Linked DNA regions of Homo sapiens: region 1 is linked to region 2. A link is an interaction called in ENCODE POLR2A ChIA-PET data of the cell type or tissue named here. Cell type or tissue: MCF 10A. All regions are shown on one strand. Each heading gives the region's core, and the rest is flanking DNA. Links, peaks and the distances in the headings are about the cores only. Region 1 has its middle 120 kb from the start of MELK. Region 2 has its middle 5.8 kb from the start of MELK.

Region 1 (5,379 bases), core at 185-5,184, 130 kb before region 2:
GCTGGGTCTAGCTGCAGTTTGCCTAAGGCTTAGACCTAGTCATATATTGGAATAGGGCCACGGGAGATGCTGAGCCATTGGTCAGGGCTTAATTTCTCCTTCCTAAAGCCTGATCCTACGCTTGAACTTTCTATCAAGAAACTCCTTCCACTCTACAACCTAAAATCCAGGTCCTAGATTCTCAAGTCAAGGACCTCATAGAATTATTGCCTCTCAGGGTTTGAAGGTGACCCCAAGTAATTTAGTTCCAACACCACCTAATCCTTATAACCCCTCCTCAGCAGTCCCAGTGGAGGGACTCTGATGCTTCTGCGTGAGCACTCCAGGGACGGAGAACTTGCCACTTCCAGGGCAAGCATCTTTCCTTCCCAGACAGCTAAAAAGAAAGTCTGCCTTCTATCGAGCCAAACTAGACTTATTATACCCATGCATTTGGTCTTTTTAATACTATATGGGTCTACCCAGAAGAGGCCAAATTCCTCTTGCACACATCTTCCTATTTTTGAAGACGCCTGTCCCATCTCCTCCTCAGTCTCTCCCTGCAAAGCCTGGCCACCTCCACTATTTTCACCACTCCTCACAACACAGCTTCAAATCCCCTCACAACCCTGACCCACTTATCTGACTGTAACCATTTCCAATAGTGGTGTGTGTGTGTGTGTGTGTGTGTGTGTGTGTGTACAAAGGGAATTTCTGTAAGTAGTTCATTTTCGCAAACATCAGGGAACAATTTCCAAGAGGCAGCATGACATATGATGACATAGGAACAAGGTTATACAGAGCCCAGCACATCAGACAGTCTGGAAAACCCTTAAGTGAAGAATGCTTGTCTTCATGAAACCTTGATAATTTAGAAGGGACAATGACTATCAGAAGCAGTCAAGGTCTCCGTTAAATCCGGCAAAGCAAGGCGACTAGAAGGGGGGGCTTCTCATGCAAGGGGACCCTTTGGTCTTTAGCGACATCATTATCTGTGGGTTATTATCATTACTACAAATACTAATACACTTTTATTAAGCACTGGCAATGACCCAGGGCAAGTGAGTTTAAGTTCATATTATATCCATTTTCATTATCAAGAGAAAAGAGGAGAATGAACAAAGGACTATAATGTGAAATTCTAAAGTAGGAAAAATGAAAAAAGGTTAATTAAAAAAAACTCACAGAGTAAAGAGAAAGGCTCCAACTGTTTGTAGTTAGGAGCTGTGATGGATGGTGGATCTTGTCACCCTGGACTTGTCCCCTGTGATTTCTTTTCATCTCTCTCTCTCTAAAAAAAGATCCTCCTCTTAGTTAAGGACATGGCAGGGACAGGAGAAGGGGTGAGGAGAAGGGAAGTAGACTTTGATCTAAAGGGCCCCTTGGGCTCTGAAATTCTGCAAATCAATGCTTTCTAATTCTATTATCTAGCCCAAAACAAAATCAAATTTAACATTAAGCATACATTAAAATGCAAAAATTAAATAAAAATATTAAATGCTGAGAGATGGCCCCTTCCCCAAAGCTCTTTTTAGCACCTCTAACACTGAAATACTGAAGTACACCACTCTCACCTTTGGCCTCTGGTTTATGTCATTCAGGACAAATGTGAGAAGTTTCCTGTTAGCCATCAAACTTTTTCTTTTCTTTTTTGAGACAGGATCTCCTCTGTCACCCAGGCTGGAGTGCAGTGGCACAATCACGGCTCACTGCAGCCTTGACCTCATCAGGCTGAGGTGATCCTCCCACCTCAGGCTCCTGAGTAGCAGGGATTACAGGGACACGCCACCATGTCCGGCTAATTCTTGTATTTTTTTATAGAGATGGGATTTCGCCACGTTGGTCACTGTGGTCTCGAACTCCTGGGCTCAAGTGATCTGCCTGCCTTGGCCTCCCAAAGGGCTGGGATTACAGGTGTGAGCTAGCATGCCTGGCCCACCAAACTTCTTTGAAAGTCTCCTATGAAATTACATCTTTCTTTTTTTTTTTTTTTTTTGAGATGGAGTTTCACTCTTGTCACCCAGGCTGGAGTGCAATGGCGCCATCTTGGCTCACTGCAACCTCTGCCCCCTGGGTTCAAGCTATTCTCCTGCCTCAGCCTCCCGAGTGGATGGGATTATAAGCACCTGCCATCACGCCTGGCTAATTTTTGTGTTTTTAGTAGGTTTCGCCATTTTGGTCAGGCTGGTCTCGAACTCCTGACCTCAGGTGATCCACCGGCCTCAGCCTCCCAAAGTGCTGGCATTATAGGCGTAAGCCACCACACCCAGCCTAAAATTACATCTTTTGCTATACACTGTATGTTTGACCATTTGGATTATGCTTCTATGAAGTTCTTCTTCTCCATCAAGGGAATGACTGAAGTTTTCCAGAGAGATTGTCCAAATGAGGGTGAGAATTTAGGACACCAAGCAGGTGAGCAGAATGGACACCTCAATGTAGAAGAGATGTGCTGTTCAGGCCAGAGCATCTTGGGAAGGAATGTGTATTTTGAGTATTTTTACATCACACAGGGAACTATTTGTAGCTACCCCGCTGGAGCTATTTACCTTGCTGAAACTTTTTTTTAACTTTTATTTTAGGGTCAGGGGTACCTGTGCAGGTTTGTTACATAGGTAAACTCTCCACCTTTCCAAATTACACATCAAGCCCTGATGTCATTTGTGATGTCAGCTATCAGGAACCCTAAATTAGGTGTGTGTGTGTTTGCACGTGTACAGAAACAAACCTGCAAATAAGCAGTGCCTTACCCAAGGTGTTCCAGGTCTGGAGTCCAAGTGCCTGAGTTCCAAAATCTAGTGCTTTTCCCACTAATGTGCACAGCCTCATAGGCAGTGATTCAACACCACAGCTGGTCTTCGAGAATTCTACTGTGCCTCACAGTAGGAATAAGAGGTCATATGCCAGACCTTTCTCTCATATGCTATGAGAAACAGGTGGCTTACAGAGAAAATTGTGTAGAAAGGACCCACCAAAAAATCTTATGTGTAAACTTGTATGCATCTTGGTGGCACCCGGTGTGCTTTTCACTAAGGCCCTAAGCAACTTGATGGCAGGATAATACATATTTACTTTTCCATATACCACCTAGCAACAAGTATGAAGTTCAAATTTAATGAATGTTGACTGGATAAATGAGCTAAATGAAGTTAGAAGTGAGCCAAGAATGAATAAGCTGGGTGCCGTGACATGCACCTGTAGTCCCAGCTATTTGAAAGGCTGAGGCAAGAGGATCACTTGAGCCCAGGAGTGCAAGATCTGCCTTGGCAATATAGCAAGACCCTATCTCAGAGGAGGAGGAGGAGGAGGAGGAGGAAGAAATTAAATTAATATTCAATAAATGGTATTGGGTCAAATAGCTAATCATGGGGCAACATAGCAAGACCCCATCTCAAAGGAGGAGGAGGAGGAGAAGGAGGAGAAAGGAGGAGGAGGAGGAGAAGGAGAAGGATAAGAAAAGGAGGAGGAGGAGGAAGGAGAGGGGTAGGAGAAGGACGGAGAGCGGGAGGAGGAGGAGGAGGAGAAGAAGGAAAAGGAGAAGGAGGCCAGGTGGAGTGGCTCATGCCCATAATCCCAGCAGTTTGGGAGGCAAAGGCAGGTGAATCACCTGAGGTCAGGAGTTCCAGACCAGCTTTGCCAACACGGTGAAAGAATTCACCTTGCAAGTATTCACCATCCAATTGTGAACAATTGTCATGCATCCACCATTATAGTATCATAGGAAATAGTTTTACCATCTAAAAATCCTCTATGCTTCACCTATCACCTATTCAACACCCTCCCCCTGCCCCCCTACTACCATTGGCAACAACAAATCTTTTTTTTTTTTTTTTTTTTTTTTTTTTTGAGACAGAGTCTCAGTCTGTTACTCAGGCTGGAGTGCAATGGTACAATCTAGGCTCACTGTAACCTCCGCTTCATGGGTTCAAGCAATTCTCCTGCCTCAGCCTCCTGAGTAGCTGCAATTACAGGTGTCTGCCACCAAGCCCAGCTAAGTTTTGTATTTTTAGTAGAGACGGAGTTTCACCATGTTGGCCAGGCTGGTCTCAAACTCCTGACCTCAAATGATCCACCTGCCTCAGCCTCCCTAAATGCTGGGATTACAGGCATGAGCCACTGCACTGGGCCAACCACGAATCTTTTTAATGTCTTTATATAGTTTTGCCTTTTTCATAATGTCAAATAATTGGAATCATTCAGTAGGTAGTATTTTCAGACTGATTTCTTTCACTTAGAAATATACATTTAAGTTTACTCTGTGTCTTTTTATGGCTTGATAGCCCATTTCTTTTTACTGCTGAATAATTTTCCTTTGTATAAATGTACAATTTGTTTATCCATTCACCTATTGAAGGACATTTGGTTGCTTCCAATTTTTAGCAATTATAAATTGCCACTCTAAGCATTCATATGCAGGTTTTTGAGTGGACTTAAATTTTCAAACCAATTGAGTAAAGACCTAGGAGCTTAATTACTGGGTTATATGGTAAGATTATGTTTAATTTTGTAAGAAACTGTCAAACTGTCTTCCAAAGTGGATATAACAGTTGGTGTTTCTGCTAGCAGTGAAAGAGAGTTCCTGCTTCTCCACATTCTTGTCAGCATTTGGTATTTGTTTGGTGTGTGTGTGTGTGTGTGTGTATGTATTTTAGCCATTCTAATCGGTGTGTAGTGGTATCTCTTCATTTAAAATTCTCTAATGACAAATGATGTTTCATCTTGTCATATGTTTATTTGCCATCTGTATATCTTCTTTGGTGAGGCATCTGTTCAGACCTTTTGCCCATTTTTAAATTGGGTTTTCTTATTGTTGAGTTTTAAGAATTCTTTTATATTTTGGATACAAGTCTTTTTGCAAATGGATACGAGTTCTCGCAAATATTTTCTCCCATTCTGTAGGTTGTCTTTTCACTTTCTTGATGGTGTCCTTTGAAGCAAAAAGTCTTTTTAATTTTGGTGAAGTCCAATATGTAACTTTTTTCTTTTGTTGCTTGTGCTTTTGGTAGCATATCTAAGGAACTATTGCCTAACCCAAGGTCACATTTACTCCTACATTTTCTTCTAAGAATTTTTATCATTTTAGTTCTTACATTTAGGTCCCTGATCCATTTTGAGTTTTTATATGTGGTATGAGGTAGGGAATCCAACTTCATTTTTTTTACATGTGTATATCTAGTCGTTCTAGCACCATTTATTGAAAAGACTATTCTTTCCCTATTGACTTGTCGTGGCATCTTTGTCAAAACGCAACTGGCCATTGTAATAATCAGAACAATGTGACCCCCTACACACACACAACATCCTAATTCGTGGAATCTACAGATGTAATATGTTACATGTCAAAGGAGAATTAAAGTTGCAGATGGAATCAAGGTTGCCATTTAGCCCACCTTAATATAG
Region 2 (5,379 bases), core at 140-5,139:
TAGGCATTGACTTCTTCTCTTTAGCTAAGAAAGTTCTAGATGGCTCCTCTTCCAACCTAGAACTATTTCCTCTACATTGAAAATTTGTTATTCAGTGGAGCCACCTGCATCAATGATCTTAGCCAAATCTTCTGTATAACTTGCTGCAGCTTCTACATCCGCACTTGCTGCTTCACTGCGCACGTTTATATTACAGAGACAACTTTTTTTCTTTTTTTGAGACGGAGTTTCGCTCTTGTTGCCCAGGCTGGAGTGCAATGGCGCCATCTCGGCTCGCCGCAAACTCGCCGCAAACTCGCCCTCCCAGGTTCAAGTGATTCTCCTGCCTCAGCCTCCCAAGTAGCTGGGATTACAGGCATGCACCACCACGCCCAGCTAATTTTGTATTTTTAGTAGAGACGATGTTTCTCCATGTTGGTTGGGCTGGTCTCAAACTCCTGACCTCAGTTGATCTGCCCGCCTCGGCCTCCCAAAGTGCTGGGAGTACAGGCGTGAGCCACTGCACCCAGCCTACAGCTTCTTACCTTAAATCTCATGAACCGACCTCTGCTAGCTTCCAAATTTTCTTCTGCAGTTTCCTCACCTCTCCTAGCCTTCACAGAATTGAGGAGAATTGTGGCCTTGCTTTGGATTAGGCTTTGGCTCAAGGAATTTTGTGTCTGGTTTGATCTTCTATCCAGACTACTATCTATCAGCAGTAAGGCTGTTTCGCATTCTTATCACTCATGTGTTCAGTGGAGTAGCACTTTTAATTTTCTTCAAGAACTTTTCCTTTGCATTCACAATTTGGCTAATTATTTGGCACAAGAGGCCTCCCTTTCAGCCTATCAGCTTTGGACATGCCTTCCTCACTAAGCTTAATCATTTCTAGATTTTTATTTCAAGTGACAGATGTGTGACTCTTCCTTTCACTTGAACACTTAGAGGCCATTGTAGGGTTATTAATTGGCTTAATTTCAACATTGTTGTGTCTCAGGGAATAGGAACGCCTGAGGAGAGGGAAAGAGACGGGGAACAATCAGCCAGTGAAGCAGTCAGAACACACACAATATTTATCAATTAAGTTTGCAGTCTAATTACGGGTATAGTTCATGGTACCCTAAAACAGTTACAAGAAGAGCATCAAGATCTCTGGTCCGCTGTGCAGGCTCACGCCTGTAATCCCAGCACTTTGGGAGACAGAGGTGGGCGGATCACGAGGTTAGGCGTCAAGACCAGCCTGACCAACACGGTGAAACCCCATCTCTACTAAAAATACAAAATTAGCCAGGCATGGTGGCGCATGCCTGTAATCCTAGCTACTTGGGAAGCTGAGGCAGGAGAATCACTTGAACCCAGGAGGCAGAAGTTGCGGTGACCCAAGATCGCGCCATTGCACTCCAGCCTGGACAAAAAGAGCAAAACTCCATCTCAAAAGAAAAAAAAAAATGGCCTGACTGGGTAGGTCAGGCCATTTGGGATGTAACATCCTTTTTTTTTTTTTTTTCCTTTTTTCGAGATGGAGTCTTGCTCTGTCACCCAGGCTGGAGTGCTGTGGGCTCACTGCAACGTCCGCCTCCCCAGTTCAAGTGATTCTTCTGCCTCAGCCTCCCAAGTAGGTGGGACTAAAGGCGTGCGCCACCATGCGGCTAATTTTTGTATTTTTAGTAGGGATAGGGTTTCACCATATTGGCCAGGCTGGTCTAGAACTTCTGACCTCGTGATCTGCCCATCTCAGCCTCCCAAAGTGCTGGGATTACAGGCATGAGCCACCATGCCTGGCCGGGATGTAACTTCTTAACATCTCTTTGTTTTTTTTGTTTTGTTTTGTTTTGTTTTTGAGATGGAGTCTCACTGTGTCACCCAGGCTGGAGTGCAGTGGCACAATGTTGGCTCACTGCAACCTCCACCACCTGGGTTTAAGCGATTTACCTGCCTCAGCCTCCCAAGTAGCTGGGACTACAGGCACGCACCACCACGCCCGGCTAATTTTTTGTATTCTTAGTAGAGATGAGGTTTCACCATGTTAGCGAGGCTTGTTTTGAACTCCTGACCTCAGGTGATCCACCCACCTCGGCCTCCCAAAGTGCTGGGATTACAGTGTGCCACAGCACCTGGCCGAATGTAACATCTCTACCAAGAATAACACCATTAGCAGCAATAATAAAACCCACAACAGTCTTTTAAATGATTTATGTGCTACATCCATGCATCATCTCTATACTCAAAAGCCTGCCCCTCTCTCACAGGGTAATTTGTGCTATTCATTCTTTCATCAGTCACCCATGTCTACCCTGTGCCAGGCCCTGTTCAGGGCAATACCAGAGAAATGAAGAAATGAGACATGGTTTCTGCCCAAGGGAGCTCACAGACAGAGGAACCAGACCCATAGACAGGCCCATACTACAGTTGGCTAACACTAATGAAGGACCCCATAGAAGTGCTAAATACAAGTGCAGGTAGCTATCTTGTTTCCAGCTCAGAGGGAAGTGATTGAAATATTTTCTACTGGAGCCAGGCCTTGAAAATAATAGAAAAATCCAACGGGGGAAGAAGAGCATTCCCCAGGCAGGGGAAAATATGTGTGCAGAAGCAGGGGGCGAGAAAACACAAGTCACCGTGGAGAAAGGCCAGTTGGGTGGAGCACAGGATGGAAAAAGGCAGGAGAGGAAGAGCTGGTAAGCAGGGGACCCAGTGAGAGAGCCTTGTGTGCCAGGCTAGAGCTGGGAGGTGTGCTGACCAGGAAAAGAATGGATTTACATTTCAGAGAAAGCCAGAGCAGACGCTGGGCCACCATAGGAGTGTGCCAGGCCTGCCAAAGCAGGGTGAGAGCTGTGCTTCTCTGTTGGCAGAGTGAATGCCACGAGTCTCAGTGCCATGTGTGGCTGAGTCATCAGTGGAACGGGAGAAAAAGGCTGGCGTCCAGTCTCTGAAGGCGCCTCTCAGTGCAAAGCCCTTTGCCTTCTGTGGGCCTGCAGGTTAGCCAGCCTCGGGCAACAAGCCATGCACAGATTTTACATCCAATCCAAGGGCAAGTGGGAAGCCATAGAAAATTAGGGTTTTGGTCACAGTCCTGCTAGAAAAGGAAATAGTTTTAAAAAGCTATTACAAATACTTTAGGGATTTGAATTCAGAAACTACTTCAGGAATTTGTTAAATTTTGTAATTATGATAACTGAACTGTTGTTAGGTGGTTATATAAGAGAAAGTCCGGGCTGGGAGTGGTGGCTCACGCCTGTTAATCTCAACACTTTGGGAGGCCGAGGTGGGTGGATCACCAGAGGTCAGGAGTTCATGACCACCTTGACCAACATAGTGAAACCCCATCTCTACTAAAAATACAAAAATTAGCTGGATGTGGCGGCACACGCCTGTAGTCCCAGCTACTCGGGAGGCTGAGACACGAGAATTGCTTGAACCCAGGAGGCGGAGGTTTCAGTGAGCCGAGATCGTGTCACTGCACTCTAGCCTGGTGACAGAGCAAAACTCTGTCTCAAAAAAAGAAAAAAAAAAAATCAAGACTGGGCGAGATGGTTCACGCCTGTAATCCCCTGTAATCCCAGCACTTTGGGAGGCCGAGATGGGCTGATCACGAGGTCAGGAGATCAAGACCATCCTGGCTAACACGGTGAAACCCCGTCTCTACTAAAAATACAAAAAATTAGCCGGGCGTGGTAGTGGGTGCCTGTAGTCCTAGCTACTCAGGAAGCTGAGGCAGGAGAATGTCATGAACCTGGGAGGCAGAGCTTGCAGTGAGCTGAGACCGCGCCACTGTACTCCAGCCTGGGCAACAGAGCGAGACTCCATCTCAAAAAAAAAAAAAAACTTAGCCGGGCGTGGTGGCATGTGTGACTGTAATCCCAACTACTGGGGAGGCAGAGGCGGGAGAATTGCTTGAACTGGGGAGGCGGAGAGCCACTGCATTCCAGCCTGGGCAACAGAGCAAGACTCCACCTCAAAAAAAAAAAATTATATGAAAATAAAAAGTAAGCAAGGTATAGTGTAGTCCCAGCTACTTGGGAGGCTGAGGTAGGGGAATCGCTTGAGCCTGGGAGGCAGAGGTTACAGTAAGCTGAAATGGCACCAGTGCACTCCAGCCTGAGCAACAGAGCAAGATACTGTCTCAGAAAAAAAAAAAAAAAGTAACAAAACATTTCAGGAATCTTAACTCTGTTTATCCCTTAGTACCCACCACAGAATCTTAACATTACTATAATAAACAATGATTTATTTCTTAAGTTTCCTTCTCTGCTAGACACTAGATTACAGGGTTGTAAATACATTATTTCTAATCCTGTAAAATAATTATTTCTATTCCCATTTTACAGATGAGGAAACTAAGGCCGAAGGACATGAGGTATTAGCCAGATATGGTGGTGTACACCTGTGGTCCCAGCTATTCAGGAGACTGAGGTGGAAGCATTACTTGAGCCCAGGAGTTCAAGGCTGCAGTGAGCTAAGATCATGCCACTGCACCATAGCCCAGGTGACAGACAGAGCAAGACCCCACCTCTAATTTTTTTTTTTTTCTTTTTTGAGATGGAGTTTCACTCTTGTTGCCCAGGCTGGAGTGCAATGGCATGATCTCAGCTCACTGTAACCTCTGCCTACCAGGTTCAAGAGATTCTCCTGCCTCAGCCTCCCTAGTAGCTGGGATTACAGGCATGTGCCACCACGCCTGGCTAATTTTGTATTTTTAGTAGAGACGGGGTTTCTCCATGTTGGTCAGGCTGGTCTCGAACTCCCATCCTCAGGTGATCCTCCCACCTCGGCCTCCCAAAGTGCTGGGATCGCAGGCATGAGCCACTGTGCCCAGCCCCCCATCTCTAAATTAAAGTAAAAAATAAATAAAAATAAAAGATGGTTAGGTATCTAGTAAGAAGCAGAGCCAGGGATCCAAAGCCAAGGCTTTTTCCACTGCAGTTCTTAGTGTTCGCTGAATTAAATATAGGAGTTAGAATAATTAAAGTTTAAGGTACCGGCCAGGTGTGGTGGCTCACGCCTGTAATCCTAGCACTTTGGGAGGCGAAGGCGGGTGGACTGCCTGAGCTCAGGAGTTCAAGACCAGCCTGGGCAATATGGTGAAACACTTTCTCTACTAAAATACAAAAAATTAGCCAGGCATGGTGGCACACGCTTGTCATCCCAGCTACTCAGGAGGCTGAGGCATGAGAATTGCTTGAACCCAGGAGGTTGGAGGTTGCAGTGAGCCGAGATGGCACCTCCACACTCTAGCCTGGGCAACAGAGGAAGACCACAAAAAAAAAAAAGTTTTAGGACAGGCTTGGTGGCTCATGTCTATAATCCCAGCACTTTGGGAGGCTGAGGTGGGTGGATCACCTGAGGTCAGGAGTTCGAGACCAGCCTGGCCAACATGGTAAAACCCCCAATCTCTACTAA

The links. ChIA-PET counts read pairs that join two places held together with the same protein. Peaks named below come from ENCODE experiments on the same cell type or tissue, not always from the same donor. Only the 100,000 strongest peaks of a DNase experiment are listed, where the experiment ranks them.
Region 1: POLR2A ChIA-PET joins it to region 2 with 8 read pairs; 2 of 35 experiments call an interaction of 5 or more read pairs at or near these places.

The regions. Positions count from the first base shown.
Region 1 is chr9:36,692,027-36,697,405 of GRCh38, reverse strand. No RefSeq gene overlaps it. Among named protein-coding and RNA genes, the nearest start is that of MELK, 120 kb to the right of the region's middle. In MCF 10A, for the core only: no CTCF peak of the experiment used is centred there; no DNase peak of the experiment used is centred there.
Region 2 is chr9:36,564,410-36,569,788 of GRCh38, reverse strand. No RefSeq gene overlaps it. Among named protein-coding and RNA genes, the nearest start is that of MELK, 5.8 kb to the left of the region's middle. In MCF 10A, for the core only: no CTCF peak of the experiment used is centred there; a DNase peak (open chromatin) is centred at 2,858.